Linked DNA regions of Mus musculus: region 1 is linked to region 2. The links are chromatin loops, found by intact Hi-C in ENCODE. Cell type or tissue: left cerebral cortex. All regions are shown on one strand. Links, peaks and the distances in the headings refer to the core of each region. The heading gives the core; the rest is flanking DNA. Region 1 holds the start of Nat8l (N-acetyltransferase 8-like). Region 2 holds the start of Zfyve28 (zinc finger, FYVE domain containing 28).

Region 1 (8,323 bases), core at 77-8,076, 290 kb after region 2:
AGGCCTGAGGTCCAGGCTGGGCAGGATAGTGGGGCAGGGGGCTGTGGCATGCGGCATGCTGCAGCCAGGCCATGTCCTTAGCATGCACAGGGCAAAGCAGGGCCTGGGACCAGCTCAGCCTCCCATGGGGCAGTGGCTGGCCAGCCCAGCAGACCACTCTTCCAGAGGCCAATAGTTGAGCCTTAGCCTGGCTGGGGGCCAGGGTTCTGCTCCTTGGGGGGGGGGGGGTTGTTGTAGAGGTTCTGTGCTTGATGGGCAAGGCTAGTCCTTCCCTGATGGAGGCAGGCTGGGCAGCTTTGTGGATAGTTCAGATGGTCCACAATGCTGCTCTTCAAGGCATGATGAGCCACTCTGATGGGCTGGGGAGGCAAGGGCCATGGCTGCAGACAATCCACCCCACCAGAGTGTTGCAGATGAGCACTCTGGACTGGGACCCTGTGGCCCCAGAACCAGCCAGGTGATGAACCAGCATGATGCTGAAAAAGGAAAACCCAAACAAATGCCAAGGTGAGCATTGGAAAGCAGGGCCGCACTAGGCAGTGAGCAAGAGGGCAGAGGTGGACGGGGGCAGACAGGGTGGTGGGCAGGTGGTGGTGGTCACTCCTCGCGCAGCTGCAGGCGGTAGCGGTGGTAGCGGACCTGGAAGAAGAGGCGCTCGGCCAGCGAGAGGGTCATGCCAGGCAGCACGTAGTGATCACTCGCGCCCATGTGTCTGAAGCCCAGTGACTCATAGAGCTTGTGGGCGGCCACCTTAACGGCTGTGGTGCCCAGTACCACTGCAGAGTAGTTGTGCAGCATGGCAAACTCCAACACCCTCCTGCCCAGAGCCTTGGCGATGCCTTTTCCGCGGAAACGCGAGTCCACGGACATGCGGAGCAGCTCCACTGTGTTGTCCTCCTCATGGGCCCGTGCGGCCACGATGCCCACAACGTTGCCGTCCAGCACAGCCACCCAGAAACAGGAACCTAGGAAGGACATGACAATCAGGGATATTCTGCATGGAAGACTGAAGAGACTTTCGAGCTGCCCATTCCAGCTGAGTGCCAAGTCAGGGTATCACAATGATGCTCAATCCTCACCTTTCAGCTCTTTTGGACACCAGGGGAGGCCACGAGACACTCCATAAGCCTCAGTCCGGGCAAACCTGCCCAACTTTGCATGACAGGATCCCACCTCACAAGCAGACACAATCAGCTCCAGCCCAAGTCTCTATTGTCCTGGCCAGAATAGTAGTTGGAGGTGCCTAGGAGCTGCACAGCCCTTGACAAAGCAAATTCCTACCCCCAGACCACAGGAAAACCCACAGACAACCACAGCTAGGGCCACAGGGCAGAGCATGTCTTGCTGACATACTCTGAATCCCAGCCCTTGGTCTGCCATACTCCTCCCCCAGTATCTTTGCAGGGATATAACTGAATGAGAACCCAGAAGAATGTTTTCTGACCCAGCGAGGGACCACAGACAGCCACACACACCCCAAACCCAGTAACCCTGACACCAGGCTAGCCAGCCCTTACAAGAAGGGAGGGGGCGAGAACAAGGAGTTTGGATGGGAGGAATTCTGACGGGCATGGGACACAGGGAATCCAGTCACCTTCCTGAACTAGAGGTACATGGTCAAGGGGACACCCTGAGACCTTTCTGAAAGATGAAGGCTAAAGGATGGTAGGGGGGAGAGAGCGTCTGGCCAAGCCAAGAGAGTGACTTGCTGTGGGAGATCTGGCCTCCCTTGGCCTTACCCACTCCACCTCCAGCCTCCTTCAGAGGGCTTATGCCAAAAGCTCTGCACCTGCATCTGCCCTAACCCAGCAGGAGGAAGCACTCCTCCCTACACTTCTTACCTCTGGGGAAGCCGGTGCCTTCAGGGCAGACTCTGCTCTACTGCTGAGGGTGCTGCCTGCCCACCCTTCACCAGCGTAGCAGAGAAAGTTGCCAACTCATGGAGGGCCCTGGTCCCAGAGCCTCTAGGACTTTCCCAACCCCATATGCCCATATGCTCTCTGACCAGCTGCCCCACACCCAGCCACACAACCAGACCAGAGGTCAAGACAGCCTCTAGCACCTAGTTGTCACTCTTCCCAGGTCTTGTTTCCCCACTTGCATAAGAACTCCCATAAATCTACACAGCCCAGTTGGCTGATGTCCAGCTCTGGCTCTTTTAGTTCATGAAGGTGACTGGATTCCCTGTGTCCCGTGCCCGTCAGAATTCCTCCCATCCAAACTCCTTGTTCTCGCTCTCTCCCTTCTTGTAGGGGCTGGCTAGCCTGGTGTCAGGCTCATTGTCCAGTAGAGGCTGGGTTAACCCTATAAACCCAGCAGATGTCCAAGGATTAGCAAGAGCTGCCACACTCTAACCCCTGAGGGCACATGACAGGAACTTCTGACCACACCCATCTATCTACTCAAGCTATCTACCGAAACCCGCTTCAGCCATTTCCCACCTTCTCTTCCCAAGCAGAGGCAGGTAGGTAGAGGACCCTGCAGAGGACAGGAAGCTGTATTTGAATGTGGGTAAGGGCCAAGGAAAACAGCAGGCACCAAGGCCAGCTAAACAGGGCATTGGGGTACAAGATGGGATGGCTGGGGAGAAGCTGGCAGAAAACTATAGCTGGCAAGGCTAAGAAGGCTGCCCTTCCTTGAAATAGACCTGGTTCTTTCTGGCCAGCCCCCTGTGTCATCCCCTCACACCTTAAAATGTCTCTCCTCTGGCTCCCACAACCCAGCCTGCTTCATGGCCTGCCTCAGAGAGACCAACCAGTCTCCAGCTCCTGGAGACCAGAGTCCCAGACCCTCATTCTACAGAAAGCCTTGGGGTCTGGGATAATACCTTGTGGTTCACTACTCTAGTCAGGAGACCGGGTAAGGCCTGGGCTCCTGCTCAATCTTCTGCTCCCTGGGACATCTCCTGTGTCACCCAGGATTCCTCCACCCTGAGCACTCTCGGCTGGCTCAAGATCCAGCCAGGACTTCACCCCATAACAGACAAACAAACGGCAGGTAGCAAGAAAAGGTGTCCAACAGAGGACACAGTGGAGCCAGGCCACCAAGGGAAGGACTTCTTTCTGGCTCTCCCCTGCTGACACGCCACCCTTAGCTAGAAGCCTCAGTCATTCAGAAGACTCAGAACACCAGGATCCCACAGCTTAGGCCCTCTTGTGCCTGAAGGGGAAGAGGGAGGGAGTAGGCAGAGTTGGAGAATTCCAGAACTCACCAGGTGGCTTCATGTAGTACTGCTCAATGTCAGCCATGTCCGTGTGCAGCGCACACTCCAGGTAGGCCAGAATCACCTTGCGGCTGTAGTAGTAGCGCAGGGCCAGGAGCCCGGCCGGCACCAGGCATGTCAGCAGCAGTGAGCGGGTCACAGCAAAACAGAGGGCTGCAGGCAAGGGGGCACAGGTGAGGTGGCAGGTGCAGAGAGGCACGCGGCCAGGCTGGACATGGGTAGGTCCCACGGCACCCGGAGTCCAAACCACCTTGGTAAATCAGTGCTTAGGGGTGCTCCCCACCAGGGACTGTTTCTCTGTGTAGGAGTCATGGCCGCAGTCCCTCTCTACGCTTCCTCATTTCCAAGCTCTCTGGCGTAAACACCTGCTACCTTCACAACCTGAAACAAAGGTCCACAATACAGCCTAGGCCAGACCAGTGCTGGTCAGCCCTTGGTTCCCCCAGTTTCCAAAGGGTCTCTTGCCTACTCCACCTAGCCTGGTGCTAAGTCAAAGAGCTGGACAGAGACACCAGGACACTGCCTATGCAAGCAGGTCATCCTGCGCCGGGCTGAGAAGGCACCCAACTAGAGCCCTCCCTGGGCAGCTTCAGAGCCCACTAGGCTGTCAGAGTCGGGCGACAAGCACCACACCGTTTCCAACTTCATTTGTGCTGTGGAGGAGGAAAAAAACGCACAAGAGCAAAAGTTGTCTCCTCCGAATGACCTTGGGTGAGTCGCCTCAAGCTCCTCATCTGCAGAATGGGATGGCATGGAATGGGAGGGGGTGTGCTTCAGACAGCAGAGGGTATCCTCCCTGTATCCCTGGCTCTGGCGAACAGTCTCCCTGGCTCCCCGCGGAGCTGGCTGTCTTCCCGTCATAAATTAGCACTTGAGCCTCAGGCGGCCTCCCCCGCCCAAAGATTATATATATAGTTGTCGCGCCGGGCCGCAGCTGCAGCGCTACCTGCCCTGTCACGCCGCCCCCACCCGGGATGCCCCGCGACGGAAAGAACGGGCGCCGCGGACTGAGTTGCCAACCCTGTGTTTCCCAGTCCGCAGCGCCCTGCACTCAGCCCGCGCTGGTTCCCACGCCCGGCCCAGGAGCCTTGGCCGAAAGCCCGGAGCGCTGCGCCGCTGGTGCAAGCGGGTCTCCTCCCAACCGGTCCAGCGTACCGACGCGGCACCGGGGCTCCGAGATGGGAACCCAGAAGGAAGGCAAAGAGAGTCAAGCGCGACGGTCCCCGGAGGGGTCCGCTGGACCCGCTGGAGCCGGGCCGGTGCGGGACTGCCGCAGCCCCGCCGGCCCCCCGCCCCCCGCGGCGCACTGACCGGCCAGCAGGGCGTAGAGCAGTTGGGTGCGCGGGTGCTGCCGCAGGCCGCGGAAAGCCGTGTTGGGGATGCGCTCCAAGATGCCGTCGTAGAAGATGCGGCGCGCCGCCTCCTGCTCGGCTGCGCGGAACTCGCGGATGCACACGCCGCGCCCCTCCGGCGGCCCCGCGCCCCCGGTGCCTCCGTGGGGCTGGGGACCTGCCGCGGGTGGGGGTGCGGCGGCCGGCCCGGGCGCGGCGGGCAGCGGGGGCCACATGGCTCCGGCGGCGACGAGCAGCGCGTCCTTCTTGGCCCCCGGCAGTGCCTCATGGTCCTCCGTAGCCACGATCTTCGTCTCGCAGACCATGTCGGGAGGCCCACAATGCATGCACCCGGCCGGGCGGCGCAGCGCGAGGACGCGAGCCGGCGGCAGCGGGCAGAGCCCGAGCCCAGGGCAAGGGCGCGGCGCCCTCGGACCCGCGGCGGCAGCGGCGGCGGCAGCGGCTCAGGGGCGCAGGGCGGAGGCGGCGGGCGGCCGGGGCGCGCGCAGGGAGCTGCGCCGCATTTTGGAGAAGTATTTATAATGCAGCGGCGCCGGTGCAGTCGCGGCGCCCGGGGTCCCGCAGGGTCCTAGCGTCCACTGCATTGGCTGCCGAGGGTCACCATGTGATCTCGGGGGTGGGAGCAGACGCCGCCTCTGCGCCCGCCCGATGGCACACTTGGGCTGCGTGGCTGGCGGACCGCGGGAGCACGGAGGGGCCGAACGGAGAGCGTGCGAGGAAGTGGTCCTCAGTGAACGACAGCAGGGACAGGGTGCTCAGAGAGGCGCTGCGTAAGGGGCTTGAGGCTCGCCAGGAGGTCGGAGAGTGATGGACGCCTCCTACCCCGCCCCTGAGCTCCCGCAAAGCTGCCGCTGCGCTCGGACCTGCGTTCCTGCAGCAAAGCGTCCTCTTCTTCCGCGGCCGCTGGCAGTAATCACGGAAGTGTCTCCATCTCCCACCCCTTTGTCTGTACGCGGCGCCCGGCCGAAGTCCTCGTGAGGGGCCCCGTGTTCCTTTGGCAGGCGCCCTCCGAGCCCGCGGCCGGGGCCGAACGGACTGAGAGAGTGAGGACGCGGCTGAAATGTGGTTTGATGCACGCGCTGCCTGACAGCCGAACCCCACCCCACTCCAATCTGACACCCGACCGTTCCCGGCAGCGGACCTGCGGAATTGCAGGACCCCTCCCGGCTCGGCCCCCGCCTTCCGCGGTCCGCGCATGCGCCCCGTGGCCTTGGTGCAGGTGCAGCGGGGGCTCGCTTCAGAGCCGCGGTCTCACAGTCCCCCGGAGCAAGACGTGCAGACGCAGCAGACAGGGCGCGCATGGAGTGGGGAATGCGTAGTGGCATATCCACTTTCCTAGGTCACGGGAATGGGCACCCCCAAAGCCGAATCATCCTCGTGCTCGCGGAGACCCTCTCCGGGCCGGAGGACCCTCAGTCTGCGTTATGCCGCACCATTGTTGGAGCCAGCAGAACGGCTAAGGTCACCTAGAGACTGAAGGGGCCTGTCTCGCAAATGGAACCTGGGAGTAGGGTAATCAAACAGCCAGGGTTGTCAGCACAAGGGGACTGAGAAGGAGAGGGTCAGGCTAGAGAGGATTTTCCTCACTGTTTTCGAGACACGGGGGCGGGGGAGTGGGACTTATCTGGGTCCCAGAGGCGACCTTCCTGGACACTGATGCTAAATCTCTCAATATTTCAAAGGAACTCACTGATAGTATCTGAACAGGCCGGGGCACCGACTAGCCACATTGACTTCTCCTGAGTCCCGAGGTTGGCTGGGTGGTCTGCAGGACCAGTGCCGGCCTGTAAGGGCTGAGGACAGTCAGGCAGAAGGGCCCCGAGGAAAGTGAGGCTGAGCATTGAGGACCCATCTGGTGGAGCCAAGAAGTTCTGACTCAGGACCCTAGGTTTGCGGGTCACTGAAGCCTGTAAGCCTTAGAAGCAACAAAATGGTCCGGTGCCTATAGGGTATCTCTCCACACCCCTGACCAGAGTTGCTCCTTCGTCTTTCTGCACCTCCGGGCCTAGGGGATTTGCAAGACTCACATCAGCGCGACCAGAATCCCCCTCAGTTCTGCAGAGCACCCATTCCCTGGTCTGCCTAACCATTCCTTCCATTGCCCCGGTCCTCCTATAATCATTTGCCCACCCCGCCCCCGCCCCCATGGCCATGATGGTGGCCTGCGCTATAACCAACACATCGGAACCGTCTGAAAGCGTGAAGGGGCCAAGACTGGAGCCCAGGGTCTTGGAGACTTAAAGATACTACCCTAGGAGTTGCGCAGACAGCAGGACAATCCATGGCCCTGTTTAGCCCTGTTCCTCCTTCCTGTCGTGGGGCGCCCTCTGCCGTTCTCCCTTAGGCCATTCCTGGGTGGCATCAAGGTCCTCTTTAATAAAGCAGCAGCCTAGAGCCACTCTACCTCTCCCGAGCTCCCCACGATGGCTTACACACTCCTCTGCCTGGGTGTGTAGGAAGACTCAGGAGACCCAGCTTGGCTTCCTCACATCCTGCAGCTGAATGCACCTTCCAGGAGCCTAGAAGTGCCTGCCTACAGCCTGGCAGGGGTAAAGACGTCTATCAAGATTTCAGAGACAGAGTGGGGACGGGTGCCCTGGACCCTACACCTGAACATTCATGGGTTAGGAATGCTTCCTTAATAGGGCAGCCCTCCAACCACGGTGTGTTCTTTAAGGATGTTGGGTAAAGAGGACTTATCCTTGCCTGGCATGGCTGCCCCAGGGTCTGTTTGGGGAAGAAGAACCCCATACTGAAAATGTAGAGAAAAAGGAGTGGGTAGTGGGAATATCCACAGCCAAGGTAGTCCTGGGAGATGGCCCTGGGCTCGATGCTGAAAGCTATAAACCACTGGGGACTGGGGGAGGACAGGAGCCTTTAAGAGAGCAGGAGAGCCCAAAGCACAGAGAAGAGAAACAGGCTCAAAAGCCGCGAAGAGGTGCCACCAAAATGGGAATTCTGCAATAATATTTCCAGGCCAGAACTTCTGGAGGTCCAGACTCAACTCCCTCTGAGTTTGAAAGAAAGAAAGGGAAGAGAGAGAGAGACAGAGACAGAGACAGAGACAGAGAGAGAGAGAGAGAGATGCCTCCAGACAAGCTCAGGCATTCTAATTGAGATACTTCTAATTGAGATAATATTTTATGTAATTCTTATCCTAGAAACTAGACTTATGAGCGATATGATTCAGAACAATGTCTCTTTAATAAAGCATTAAATTTTGCACTGTCATGCATTCATATACAGATTGGCAGCCAAACTTCATAATGTGAAAGTGATGTTTCTAGTATTGATTTTAAAGAGAATAAATTGTTTTAAAATTGGATTTTGCTTTTTCAAAGTTGTAGATATTATTCTAACGTTGCAAAAGAAACTTAAAAATTATGGTTAAAATTGCCAGTGTTCCATTGACTGCAGCTTGCAGTTTGATCACAAGCTTAAGATTTTTAACTCACCCATATATTGTTAATTAAGATTATTACAAGAGTAATCATCTTATGAGAGTGCTAATGCAGCTCATTTCGGCCATCCAGCCATACAAAGCAAGGCAGACTTATAGATATATTTGTCTTTGTACAGAAATTAGACCCTCATACAATCAGTTTGGCTATGGTTGCAGCCTGGCAGGATACTACAGTACAAGCAATTTTTTCACAGCACTAAAGTTATAAAGAACATTTAAACTATAAGTCGTTTTAAGAAAGACTGTCCAAAATTAGAGGTATAGACAGACAGATTGTTCCCCTAG
Region 2 (8,323 bases), core at 291-8,290:
GGCATGGGCTCAGCCAACTCTGAAGCATGCTTCGAGCACCTCAACTCTACACTAAGTTTTGGTTTAATTTTTTTCTTGTTTATTTTTGTTTTGGGGAAGGTGGTCTTGATATGTAGTGGAGTCTGGCTTCAAAATCTCCATCCTCCTGCCTCTGCTTCCTCAGTGCTGGGATCACAGGCCCACATATCCACAGCCAGACTCAGCTTTACTTAAAATAATTGTCTGTTTACTTGCTTTTAGTGCAAGAGACAGAACCCACAGCATCTCCTACACTGGGTAATTGGTCCAATACTGAGCCACATCTCAAGTATCTCAGTATTATTTAGTTTGCGGGTGAGAATTGAGATCTAACTCCTAAGTGGATTGATTACCTTTAAATATGGCTCTTTAACTCCATTCTCGAATCAGGGCTCAATGGTCTGGCCCTTGAGGTAACCTGGAAGGCAGGCTGAAGCAAGCAAGGAGGGTTCGTTTCTATCAGATGCAATCCACTTCAACAGCTTAGGCCATATCAAACATATGTTAGTGAAAGCACCCTCTTTCCCCACAACTAAAGCTGCTCTGCTAAGTGTGGCGGCTACTGTTGAGGTTTTGTCTTTTACTGTGTATCACAATGTTAAGTGTTGGGGGAGGGGAAAGACCAGGAGTCTGCACATAGACCTAAGTGACCCTGCCCCCAGGCTATTTCTGATTGGTATATAAAGATGCCAATAGCTAATAGCTGAGCAGAAGAGACATCGGTGGGGTTTAGATTTTCTGGGCTTGGGATTGGAGAAGAACCATGAGAAGAAGAAGGTGCAGGAGGAAGGAGAAGCCACCATAGGTTTAGATGAGCTGGCCTCGAGGGCTGGCCAATTGAAGTTAAGAGCAGCCCAGATGAAACATAGTAAGTAGTAAGTAATAATTTGGGGTTATCAATAGGAAAGTAGATTCTAATTGCATATAAGGTAGGTATCTGCTCAGCTGTTGTGCTGTTTAAGGCTTATTGTAAATATAAAGGTTGTGTCTTTTATCCATGAACTAAATGGTCAAAGACTGTGTAGAAACCCCAGGTTGGAATTAAAAATTTCTACAACAGGCTATGAAGCCACTCCTTGCAGCTTTCTCTTCCCTCCTGAACTACAAAGCCTGACTCTCACTTGGGCCTATTGTTACCCAACCGGTCAGTGACATTTCTCAGCCTCCTTGAAAGCTGGCTATGGTCGTGTGTACAAGTTCTTCCATCTCTCAGAAGTACTAGAGAATAAACTGTGGGAGCATTAGCCTGAAGTGTAGGACATCTCTTTCTTCTCTTTTCCAGTAGGTTCATGGGCTTAGGAGGCGATGGCTAGAACCAGTGCAGCCATCCTGAATCCTCAGTAAACAGGTCAAGGATGGTAGCCAGAAAGCTGGTTCCTGTTGCATGTCCAGAATTACCTCTGCACACATCTCTCTCTCTTTTTTAAAGATTTATATGTAAGTACACTGTAGCTGACTTCAGACACACCAGAAGAGGGCATCAGATCTCATTACGGGTGGTTGTGAGCCACCATGTGGTTGTTGGGTTTTGAACTCAGAACCTTCAAAAGAGTAGTCAGTGCTCTTACCCGCTGAGCCATCTCACCAGCCCTGCACACATCTCTTGAATGTGAACAAATCTGTCATGCTGGGATCTTTCTGCCTATAGTTAAGCCTGATCCTGATATACCTACCTCCTTGGGCTCAGCCTTTATCTTGGGCACAACTTCCAATATGAAGCATAGAAACAGCTTCTGCACAGTAATAGCCCCAGGCTTTGGAGTTGGCCAAGGGTGAACAGACACCAGATAATTTATTAATCTACTTACTACTGGACATGAATTCATGTGTCTGCTCAACGTCTTCACTTGGAGAAGATGATGGCTTTGGGAAGAGCTGCTTTTAGTTTTCTTTTAAAATTTTTTTACTTATTTTTATGTGCGTGTATATATGGGTGCATATGTAAGTGTGTGCACTTCCATGGGGCGGCCAGAAAATGACCGTAGTGTAGCCCTGGCTGTCCTGGAACTCACTTTGTAGACCAGGATGGCCTCAAACTCAGAAATCTGCCTGCCTCTGCCTCCCAAGTGCTGGGATTAAAGGCGTGCGCCGCCACGCCCAGCTCCACCTTGTGTTTTGGGCAGAGTTTCCCATTATTGTGGTGCTCACCAACTAGGCAATAGGCTACATTGACTAGTGAACCCCGTGGGTCCATCTTCTTAGCCTCTGAAGTGCAGCGATTGTAAATGTCATAATGCCTGGCCTTTTTTACAAAAATATATTTATTTCTTATGTTTATGTGTATTTGCCTGCATGTATGTATGTGCATCACATGCATGCAGGGCCCATGAAGTCCAGAAGAGGGGTTTGATTATTTGGAGGTGGAGTTACAGAAAGTTGTGAGCAGCCATGGAGGTGCTGGTGACTGAATCTGGGGCCTTGCCAAGAGCACCCACTGCTCTTAATCACCGTGCTATCTCTCCAGTCCATGCCTAGGGTTTTTGTTTTTGTTTTTGTTTTTCCAGTGAGTTCTGGCATGCTGAACCTTCTTCCACTAATTAGGCAAACACGTCACTGATTGAGCTATCTTCCCAGCCCCACAAGCAGTTTTTATGACTGAGAGAGTATACAGTTGTGGACATGTTGACTCTAAGGTGATCTGTTAGTTGTACAAATAGTGAAGAACAGGCAAACATCTGAATTCAAGCATTTAGGCTGGAGGGAAAAAATGTTTTTAAAACCACGTAGCTGCCTGGAACTACATAGAAATGGGTGGAGAGCAGCTTCCAAGGAGTAAGAAGGGAGCTACAAAGCAGGTCCAGGGCTGAGGGGCTAAGGGAAGATGCAGGAACTGCTAGGGTACACACACTGTATTAAGAGGTAGTCATCTGGGTCACCTGTTAACAGAGAGAGAGAGAGAGGGAGAGAGGGAGAGAGGGAGAGAGGGAGGGAGGGAGGGAGGGAGGGAGGGAGGGAGAGGGAGGGAGAGAGAGAGATTGATTGGAGGTGGTGGAAAACACCCTACTTTTATTTTTGGAGGTGGGAAGAAAAGCGCAAAGGTAGCTCGCTAAGGCCAGAAAATAGGCAAAGATTGGAGAACTGGAGAAAACGAGTTAGGGAGAAGAGGATGGGCTGTGCCTGGCTCCCTGTGGCGGCCCCTCACCTTAACCTGCCTGCCTACCTGCGGGCCTCTTGGCCTTCCTTGGCTTTAACCTCGTAGTCTGTCCAGGCGCCGCGGGCGGGAGCGTTCACTGGCCAGCTCCGGTACCCGCAGATCGCCTAGGCATCGTTTGGGCGCCGTCACCTAGCAACGCCGCGCAGGCCCTGCCCGCGGTGGGCGCCGGGACCTGTAGTCCTGAGCCTCCCTCCCTTGGTGCGCGTCCCGGGTGGGGTACGGCGTGGCGTTGGGCGGGGATTGGCGGCCTCGCCGGGCTCGCCCCATCCACCACTTGCAGCGGGCCGGGGGCGTGCGGCGCCTCCGGCGCATGTGCGGTCGTGACCGGCGGAGGCGCTGGGTGCTCTTAAGCCGTGAAGCACCGCGCGCCCTGTGCCCGCGCCTTTCCGCGCGCCCGCCCGCTCGCGGGTTTGGGTCGGCCGCGCGCCGCTTGCTGAGCATCCTTCCGGCCGCGCACCTGCCCCGCGCACCTGCAGCCAGCTGCTCGGCGCTAGGCGCCGCGCACACGATCTGCTTGCTCAAGCAGGTCCCGGCCCTGCCTGCGTGTCCACCCCGCGCCGCAGCCGGACCCGGGCGCAGCGCTGCAGAGGGCGAGGGCCGCCCGGAGCGTGGCTCGGGCCGGCGCGGCGATGATGAACAGATTCCGAAAGTGGCTGTACAAACCCAAGGTGAGCGGCTCCAGCTGCGGACCATGTCCCGGCGTCGCGCTTTCCCCCCTCCAGATCCCTTATCCTGCAGGTCCCTCCTTGATAGATAGACCTCGTTTCCTTGGCCCTGTATGAATTTCTTTCTCCAGTTCATGGGATGCCCTTTCCCTGCATTCCGCGACTTGGACAGACCATGTACCTGGCGCGCATTGACTGCTCTTTTCCAGTACCAGACGGGGCTCTTTCTTTCGGGCCTGGGTGTACTGTCATGTTTCTCCTCGTCTGGATACTAGATGGGCTGGCTCCAGCTCGCACCCAGCGGTCCCAGCCTGCGTGCTCAGAGCCCCTACTTCTCTTGGTTCCCTCTAGCCTCACCGCTGATGCTCCTTCATCTTTTCGCAACACAATTATTCTGTCCTAGGATAGTGGGTCTCCCACCCTCCCTTCGCACTTGGGAACCGACCGTTTCATTCCCCTTTCTCCAACCTTAGGCTTTGGTCAGACTCTTTCTTCCCGTATCTTAGAGGTCCCTCACGCCGCGGTCTGGTCCTCTATCCCAAAACGGAGTAATTGGATCTTGGTCCAGTTCTCATCTCTATCCTGTTCCGGTAGCCGCCTGCACCCTTTTGGATCTCCGACCAGTCCTCTGCCCAGTCGCGGGGTGAGGCTCGTGGAGCTTGAAGCTTCAGTGGGCCGGAGGTGCGATTCACCAGCCAGTTCGGGTCCAGGCGGCGCGCCCCGGCAGCCGTGCCAGTCGCACTGCGGGCGCTGCGTCCCGCTGCCTGCCTGGGGCTGGCAGCCCGGAGCCGGACCCGGTGCGCTCTGTTCGCAGCTGGGCGATGCAAAGCTAGGATCCAGCGAAGATCCAGGACGCAGCTGCGGCGTCCAAAGCTGCGTGTTGGGGGTTGGCGGAGTCTGGGGACGCCAACGCTGGAGGTCTTCAGAGGGTCACGACCTGGGTGGGGTCACTGCAAAGACTAAGGGCGGGAGCAGTGCAGCGGCTGCGTGCTGGTATCTCCGAAGTCAGAGGCCTCCTTCTCTTTGGCCCACCCAAGGAACTGACCGCTCTCCCGCCGTGACTAGCCACATTTCTTGATTTAGGGTTTCTGTCCCAGACTCTGTGAATGGTCTCTCGGAGTGGGGCGAGTATTCTGGAGAGACAGCTGGTCTGTTTGGAAGACTGGCATTTGAGGTTTAGGGGACTTTCAGGGATCTGAATCTGTTACAGTTTTTGTCTGCCGAGGTCGGGAAGTTTTTCCTTAGGTTAGAGAATGTTGGGGTGAAGGCTTACAAAGCATGGGGCTGCCTTTGATCAGCCTCGGACTGGACAGAAGGTATTCTGGAGTCTTGTGCGCTGGTGCAGCAGCGGCTCGTGCTCCTGTCTTCCTGGTTGTGGGCAAATATACTGGGGGGTGGGGTTGTGTGTGGGGAACCCTTGCGACCCTTGCGATGGGTGTGGTTTGAGTCTTGCTTGCCCTTAGCCACGCCCTAGGCGTCTGGCACTCTCTTTGCTGCAATCCCTTCAATGTGCACAGTCCTGCCTGCTGATGGTTAGTGGGTCTGCTAGCGGCTGCAGCAGCTCCTGCTCTGCTTATCTGCACAAGGAGTGCCCCCCGCCCCAATTGAGTGAATTTTTAGCACAAGAAAAACAAAACCAAACGACAACAACAACAACAACAACAACAACACAAGTTCAGTACTGAAAAAGTCATTGCAGAGGTGGGATTTACTTTTTCAATAACAAATGTCAGGGGAGCAGGTGGGAGTGTTTGCATGCCCGAGCTACGTCCCTGTCTCTCAGAATGCTTCTCAGAATGTGTACCGGCTAGTTTTGTGTCAACTTGACATAGCTGGAATTATCACAGAGAAAGGACTTCAGTTGAGGAAATGCCTCCATGAGATCCAACTGTAAGGCTGTAAGGCATTTTCTCAATTAGTGATCAAGGGGAAAAGGCCCCTTGTGCGCCCCCCCCCCCCCAATCTCTAGGCAGGTAGTCTTGGGCTCTACTAGAGAGCAGGCTGAGCAAGCCAGAGGAAGCAAGCCAGTAAAGAACATCCCTCCATGGCCTCTGCATCAGCTCCTGCTTCCTGACCTGCTTGAGTTCCAGTCCTGACTTCCTTGGTGATGAACAGCAGTATGGAAGTGTAAGCTGAATAAACCCTTTCCTCCCCAACTGCTTCTTTGTCATGATGTTTGTGCAGGAATAGAAACCCTGACTAAGACAGAATGCTTGTGGGGCGCTGGGGCGTCCAGGTGCCATTCCAGCAGTGCTACAGTAGGAAAGGTGTGTTCTGTGACCCTCCTTAACTGTTTGAAAGGAAGGAGCAGTGCCTACTTAACCATTGGTTATCACTCACAGTTAATTCACAGTGGTCTTCCTTTGTTGTGCCCCAAAGTTAAGTATCATGTCCATAACGTTCCCTGTTGAGCAGTAGATTGCTTTCTAGGTACAGACCATGGCAAGTGGAGAGCTGAGTTGGTAACTTTGGGTGATTCAGCCCAAAGCCATGTACTTTTTAGAAGGGAAGAGATAGGTTAGACCCCCCCCCCCTGCAGCTGTCCTCTTCCTCATTGTCATTTCTCAATAAGCTGTCTGTTACTGTCCTTGACCTCTGGACTTGAGCCATATCTCTGTCTGAGATCTTGCTCTGGCCATGACTGTCTCCAGAGCTGATGCCCTGTGGCCAGTCTAATGGTGAGGCATCTCTGGTTTGAGATTCATTGTTGAATGTCGGTGTCTTGATTGTTTGAAGCATTTGGGTTGCGGTAGGTCATCCTAGTAGTTTTTAATTTTTCAAACCAAAGCTTAGATTTTTTTCCCTTCAGTTATGAAGCGATTATGTTTCTCCTTCCTATATTTGAACATATTTTGGCACAAGTGAATTGAGAGTTGGTCCTGAAATGATTCTGGGCCTGGAAGAGTTAAATGGTGGCAGGAGTGGAGGTGGGGTGTGGGGGAGGAGGGGGGCTGTCTGGGGAGATTGCTTCAGACTTGATCCCCTTTCACTTCCTATTTAGATACACTATTTAAACAACATTTAAATGTAACTGCTGCTATGGTTTAAAACCGAACACATACAGACCATGTTCATAACTTGTGGTGGAAATATTTTGAAAAATGTTGTTATTCCTACAGTTCAGAGAAGCAATGGGAAATGCTTAGATTATTTTCTAAATGACAAAAATTTTGGTTTCCAAAGCACTAAAAACTGAGTTGGAGGAAAAATATACCCGGTGAATAATAGTTTATGTTAAAATGACATGTCAAAGCATTATATTTTCATTGATTTTCTTAAACTCAGCCTTTGAACAGCTCCCCCCCCTCCTTGATGAAGTACTATTAGACTCCTGCTATTCTGGGTTTGGCGTCTGTGAGAGAAAGGTGTGTGGTGAAGGCTCAGAGGCTGAGCTGTCCATATTGCTTAGAGAGTGCAGGCAAAGACTTTCTCAGAAAGGATGTTTGTGTTAGAAAGTCCAGGCAGGTGGTGACCTTCTCTGACTGACCTGGGTGACATTGCTGGTTACCAAGGGAGGAAGTTGGCCTAAGAGGATAAGAACTCTAGGCTAAGACCCTGCCTAAGCTGCAATTCCTGGCTGCCCTGGGTGAGCCTATTGATGCACATGAAGGATGCATTTGTACTTTCTATCTTTAAGGAGGAATTGACTGGCAGGTACTACTGCTTGTCAGGGGTATGGGAATGGTGGCTGTGGTGTCTAGTTTCTGCACATGCGCCCCACAAAGAGCCTTCTTGTCTCAGCTCCAAACCACTACCAGGGGCGTGGCTATTGACCTGCATGCCGCTCCTTTGCTGTGGAGTCTCCTAGCAGTCCTTCACTGTGAGAAGTGGAGATGCTGTTTGCAAACATTTAGGGTTCAGGTTACAGATGAGATGGACCTCACCAGGGGAAGCCAGTGAGACTCACTGGGTGTCTTTTCTCTAACAGTTCTTTTAAATTTTTATTTGTTTGTTTGTTTGTTTGTTTATTGTGCAGGGGTCTGTGCTTGTCAAGGTGCACACATGGAGGTCAAAGGACAACTTTCAGGCCTTGGTTCTCTCCTTTCTCCATGGACATACACAGATAGAAATTAGGTCTTCAGGATTAGTGGCAAGGACCTTTTTACACTGAGCCATCTTGCCAGTCCTTTTCTATTAATTAATTGATTAATTAATTAATTTGTGTGTGTGTGTGTTTGGGTCAAACATTGACCTTGAACACCTTCTTTGATTGCTTTCTGCTGTGTTTTTTTGAGATTCATATCTCAGTGAACCTGGACTCAATGTTTTGACTAGACTTTCTGTCTGAAGAGCCGTGGGAACCCTCTTGGCCCCCACTTCCCAGCAGTGCAGTTCCAGATGTCCAGTGCTGTACCTGACTGTTATGTGGTGCTGGGAAACCAAACTCAGGACTTCACGGTTGCACAACAAACTCTTTACCTACCACCGTATTCTGTCGCCTTAGTTGGTCAGGGTCCAGATCCACAGTCAGGAACCTTTCAAGTTC

Evidence for each region. A loop is a pair of places that touch in the nucleus more often than their neighbours do. Peaks named below come from ENCODE experiments on the same cell type or tissue, not always from the same donor. Only the 100,000 strongest peaks of a DNase experiment are listed, where the experiment ranks them.
Region 1: it touches region 2 in a loop (8-fold over the local background); 4 of 42 quality-filtered maps call a loop at or near these places.

Annotation. Positions count from the first base shown.
Region 1 is chr5:33,993,422-34,001,744 of GRCm38, reverse strand. It overlaps Nat8l (N-acetyltransferase 8-like), which reads right to left and starts at 5,761. Exons shown (of 3, transcript NM_001001985.3): 1 at 4,535-5,761; 2 at 3,212-3,376; 3 at 1-965. The coding sequence starts at 4,901. The coding sequence ends at 598. In left cerebral cortex, for the core only: CTCF peaks have their summits at 4,338, 4,539 and 6,914 (motif pointing left); DNase peaks (open chromatin) are centred at 5,180, 5,735, 6,254, 6,914 and 6 more places; H3K4me3 peaks cover 4,336 bases; H3K27ac peaks cover 3,043 bases.
Region 2 is chr5:34,283,616-34,291,938 of GRCm38, reverse strand. It overlaps Zfyve28 (zinc finger, FYVE domain containing 28), which reads left to right and starts at 3,615. Exons shown (of 13, transcript NM_001015039.1): 1 at 3,615-3,840. The coding sequence starts at 3,802. Cfap99 (cilia and flagella associated protein 99) reads right to left here and starts at 3,274. Exons shown (of 16, transcript NM_001370805.1): 1 at 3,179-3,274. In left cerebral cortex, for the core only: a CTCF peak has its summit at 3,476; DNase peaks (open chromatin) are centred at 3,986, 4,584, 4,956, 5,280 and 1 more place; H3K4me3 peaks cover 3,213 bases; H3K27ac peaks cover 2,376 bases.